Regions from separate parts of the Homo sapiens genome. Here region 1 is linked to region 2. Evidence: read pairs that join two places in POLR2A ChIA-PET (ENCODE). Cell type or tissue: K562. All regions are shown on one strand. Region 1 has its middle 12 kb from the start of CA4. Region 2 overlaps USP32 (ubiquitin specific peptidase 32).

The links. Peaks named below come from ENCODE experiments on the same cell type or tissue, not always from the same donor. Only the 100,000 strongest peaks of a DNase experiment are listed, where the experiment ranks them.
Region 1: POLR2A ChIA-PET joins it to region 2 with 5 read pairs; 5 of 35 experiments call an interaction of 5 or more read pairs at or near these places.

Annotation. Positions count from the first base shown.
Region 1 is chr17:60,160,232-60,162,731 of GRCh38, reverse strand. It overlaps a transcript of CA4 not described here. Among named protein-coding and RNA genes, the nearest start is that of CA4, 12 kb to the right of the region's middle. RefSeq lists a silencer at 830-1,124. In K562, no CTCF peak of the experiment used is centred here; a DNase peak (open chromatin) is centred at 991; H3K27me3 peaks cover 208 bases.
Region 2 is chr17:60,345,707-60,348,206 of GRCh38, reverse strand. All of the region lies in intron 1 of USP32 (ubiquitin specific peptidase 32), which reads left to right. Among named protein-coding and RNA genes, the nearest start is that of USP32, 45 kb to the left of the region's middle. In K562, no CTCF peak of the experiment used is centred here; no DNase peak of the experiment used is centred here.

The DNA.
Region 1 (2,500 bases), 190 kb after region 2:
GAACACGATGGGCACCCCAGAATGTGCTTTATGCTGTGCTGAGTGCCGGCCAGTGACCCTCAGAGAAGTCAGGGTGCAGGCAAAACCATCAGCCTGTGAGCCTTCCCCAGGCCTGGCCAGCTACAGTGAAGGAGTGAAGGCTGGTGTGTGTGTGTGTGTGTGTGTGTGTGTGTGTGTGTGTGTGTACCCCATGCAGTCACCCACGGGGCCTCAGAAATGAATGAAAGGAGGGCTCAGGGGCCAGGCTGGACCCTCTTTGTGAATAAGGGGGTTCTCCTCCCTCGCCCTCAGAGGGAACTGTCTCAGAAGCCAGGCCAGACTGGGCACAGGGAACTCAGAGCCACCATCCCCAGGGTGGGGGTCTGCTGGGGGTGGTGGAGGCCGCATGGAGGGAGTGAATTTACTAAAAACAGGAAGCTCGTCATGAACACACGCATGTTCACAGGAAGGAATGCCATCAGTGGCGGCCTCGGGAGGTGGGGGCCAGTGCCCGGGGTGAGCTGCCCACTTCTGCTGTGACTGGCCCTGGTGACTTGGCTGGGAGTTGAGTGCTGGCAGCACCTGCTGTGGCCTCTGGGCCGCAGGGAGGGCAGGCAGGACATGGGAGGTGGCCAGAGCCCCAGGCCCTGGACAAGCTGTGCCCGTTCTGGCTCCTGCTGGCCGGATTTATGATTTAGGGACCAGGGGGATGGGGAGGGTCGAACACCTTCTGCCTTAGGTTGGAAAGGCCAGGACTTCCTGGTCCTGCTGCCACATTATTCACTAAGGTTGCCTGGAGGGCAGGGATGGGGGTGGGGATGCAGTGCCATTGGGGAGCTGGGAGGGGCCATTCTGACCTCAGAGCCCTGATCCTTTGGGGGGCAGCTTAGATCCCCTGCAGTCTGTGTGGGAACCAAAGAACAGGTTCCAGGTTCTGCGTCCACACACCCCCCGCTGACAGGCGGCCTGCGGTTGCCATGGCAACAGCAATACCACCCCTCCCCCACAGCTGCGTGGTCACCAGGGAAGGGAGGGGGGACTTATTTTTGGTTACAAAAGGGAAGACGGAGGGAAAGGGAGGAGGGAGGGGAGCAGCCGTCTCTCCTCTCCCTGGGCTGACTGGGGGTGGTCAGGGGCATGGGGGGCTCGGGGTGAGAGAAGGCTTAGAGACCACCTTCTCCCACCAGCTCCCCTCCCACAGCCAGCGAGGGATTCTAGAACCAGGTGATGGAATCCCTCAGTGCCCTCCTGGTGGGCACGCCTTCCTGTGAGGAAGCTCTCTACCTCCGGACTCTCAGCCTGCCAAAGGGGTCCTCACCCAGCCAGGGAAACCTGGGTGCCCCATTCACTCAGCCAACCCCACTCCAAGGCTCACGAATTCCAAAATCCAGTCCTACTCCTGATGATGAGGTCTGACAGCTGCGGGCCCTCAGTTCCTGGCACCTGGGGCCTGACCTGGCTTGGGGACCGCGTGGGTCCCCTTCTTTCCTTCTCATTCTGGTGTCCTGGACCCCCTCTCACCAGCCTCCTCCCAGTCTCTCCCTCCACTTCCCTCTGGCCACAGGAGGGAAAACAACCCATTAGAGATGTAATCACCGTGGTGGTGGGGACTTTCCTGACAAGTCCCAAGGGACCAAGCCCCACACCCTTGGACACCCCCATGAGCTCTCCCTCATATCTCACTGCTAACCCATCAGCAGATCAGCTCCTGGGCACTGCGGCAGCCCCTGAACTGTCCCTGCGTTCTGCCTTCACCTCTATAGCTCCCCTCCCTGCTCCAAACCAATGCCCTCCACCTCACTCTCCTGCCTCCCCTCCCCCTGCTTCCTCCCTCCCTCCCTCCCTCTACTCCTCCCTGCTGTTTCTCTGGAAGGCTCCCTCCCTGCCGCACCTCAACATTTGCAGTCTCCAGAGGCCTCCATCTCTGGCCTCCTCCCAGCCGCCCCTTCCCCCAGGGCTTCCCACCTTCCCTGCCCTGAATTCTCTCTTTTTTTTTTTTTTTGAGACAGAGTCTCTCTCTGTCACCCAGGTTGGAGTGCAGTGGTTCAATCTTGGCTTACTGCAAACTCTGCCTCAATTCTCCTGCCTCAGCCTCCTGAATAGCTGAATTACCGGCACCCGCCACCATGCCCAGCTAATTTTTGTATTTTTAGTAAAGACGGTGTTTCGCCACGTTGGCCAGGCTGGTCTCAAACCCCTGACCTCAGGTGATCTGCCCGCCTCGGCTTCCCAAAGTGCTGGAATTACAGGCATGAGCCACTGCGCCCGGCCCCCTGCCCTGAATTCTCTTTCTCCCATGCACTCACTGCCTCCCGATCTATTAGACAACATGCCTGCTTCATTTATGGGCTGTCTCTCCACTAGACTGTGAACTCCAGGAGGGCAGGCATTTTTGTCTTTTATTCTCTGCCATATCCCCAGTGCCTAGAGCATAAACGCTCAATAAATTTTTGAGCAAACAAATGAACTTCCTTTCGCCCACCTTGCCTAGGCCATCCCCACACATGACACCCTTTCACCC
Region 2 (2,500 bases):
CATTGCATTTTCCAAGGTTTCCCATATTCAGTATCCTTAAAAAAGTTTATCATCTTTTTTCCTGACTTACTCTTTTTTTTTTTTTGAGACGGGGTCTCGCTCTGTTGCCCAGGCTGGAGTGCAGTGGCGCTATCTTGGCTCACTGCGAGCTCCGCCTCCCGAGTTCACGCCATTCTCCTGCCTCAGCCTCCCAAGTAGCTGGGACTACAGGTGCCCGCCACCAGGCCTGGCTAATTTTTTGTATTTTTAGTAGAGACGGGGTTTCATTGTGCTAGCCAGGATGGTCTGGATCTCCTGACCTCGTGATCCGCCCGCCTCAGCCTCCCAAAGTGCTGGGATTACAGGCGTGAGCCACTGCGCCCAGCCTTTCCTGACTTATTCTTACATTCTCTGTCTACATAATAACATAATCCTTGAAGTTTCTCGGTACTGGCTGTGTGCGGTGGCTCAAGCCTGTAATCCCAGTCAAGGTGGGCAGATCACTTGAGGTCAGGAGATCAAGACCAGCCTGGCCAACATGGTGAAACTAAAAATACAAAAATTAGCCAGGTGTAGGCCGGGCGCGGTGGCTCACGCCTGTAATCCCAGCACTTTGGGAGGCTGAGGCGGGTGGATCACGAGGTTAGGAGATCGAGACCATCCTGGCTAACACAGTGAAACCCTGTCTCTACTAAAAATACAAAAAATTAGCTGGGCGTGGTGGCGGGCGCCTGTAGTCCCAGCTACTCGGGAGGCTGAGGCGGGAGAATGGCATGAACCTGGGAGGCGGAGCTTGCAGTGAGCAGAAATCGTGCCACTGCACTCCTGCCTGGGCGACAGAGCAAGATGCCGTCTCATAAAAAAAAAAAAAAAAAATGAGCCAGGTGTGGTGGTGCGCACCTGTATTCCCAGGTACTTGGGAGGATGAGGCAGGCAAATTGCTTGAACCTGGGAGACAGAGGTTGCAGTGACCTGAGATCATGCCACTGCACTCCAGCCTGGGTGACAGAGTGAGACTCTGTCTCAAAAAAAGAAAAAAAAAAGCTTCCCAGTACTGCTTCTACTCTCAGTCTAGCTTCAAGTTCTACTGACCCTCTGGATATTTCCCAAATTTAGCTCCTTTTCTTGTAGTAGCAGGCTATTGCTTCCAGATTTGTTCTGTTCTCTTTGTTATTGGTAGAGTGAGCTATCTGAATTATATCTCACTGTGTTTTTTTCTCGTCTGCCTGCAGTTTTTATCTGAGTTGTATCTGACTGTGTCCCTTCCTTATGACAGGACAGAGTCTCTGTGACTTGGTCTTGCTGCCTCTCTAGGTTTATCGTTTGCTACTCCGTGCTTTGCTGTAGTAAGATACTTTTATGATACATTTTTATACTTCATTGTACTTTGAAGCAAACTGTAATTTCTGACCAGCATATCCTTGTTCATTTTGCTTGGTTTAGCCTTTAAAATTTAATGTAATTATCTTCATCTGGAAGAATTCTCTGTTTTCTCTAGCATGGGTCAAAGGTACCATTTCTGTGCCTCTATTGTGATTGTGGTACTGATCATGTAATAGTAAAGGGTGTTTATTTCTTTGTTCTTGTAGATAGAGATTGTTCCATATAGTGAAAAAAAGTTTTCAATGCATAAAATAAAGTAATGGCTCAGTAATTTTTTTGTTTTTGATAATAAGTATCTAAAAATTTTAGTTTGTTAATATCATCTGTTTATGAACTATTTTCTTTTTAAATAATGACAAAATCCAAGCTAAACTTGAAGACTGTTCTCCATATGGATAGAGATGTGCTCAAGGAGTACAAATAATATAATTTTTATCACAAAGGAGATTAATGTATTGCTGCTGAAAACATTAATGCCAGAATCCAGTGGCATTTAGCTTACCTGCTAATTTGAAATATTTGTTACTTCTTTGCCCCTGCCTAAAATTTGTATGCCTATATTAAAGTTTTGTCTTTTGAAAATTGAATGTTAAGAATTTTGGCTTGGCGTGCTGGCTCATGCTTTTAATCTCAGCATTTCTGGAGGCCAAGGTGGGAGGACTGCCTGAGCCCAGGAGTTCAAGACCAGCCTGGGCAACATGGCGAGACCCATCTCTTAAAAAAAAAAAATTATACTTATTTTCTAAATTAGATTTGAAAATATTAGAATTATGACTAAATGTCATAGAGTTTTATTTAACCAAAAAAGAAGTGTAATGCTTGCCAATTTTTCTTTTTTTTTCTTTTTATTTATTTATTTTTTTGAGACAGAGTTTCGCTCTGTTGTCCATGCTGGAGTGCGGCGGCATGGTCTTGGCTCAGTGCAACCTCCATCTCCCAGGTTCAAGTGATTATCGTGTCTCAGCCTCCCAAGTAGCTGGGATTATAGGCATGCACCACCATGCCCAGCTAATTTTTGTTTTTTTTGTAGAGATGGGGTTTCGCCACATTGTCCAGGCTGATCTTGAACTCCTGGCCTTAAGTGATCCGCCTGCCTTGGCCTTCCAAAGTACTGGGATTATAGGCGTGAGCCACTGTG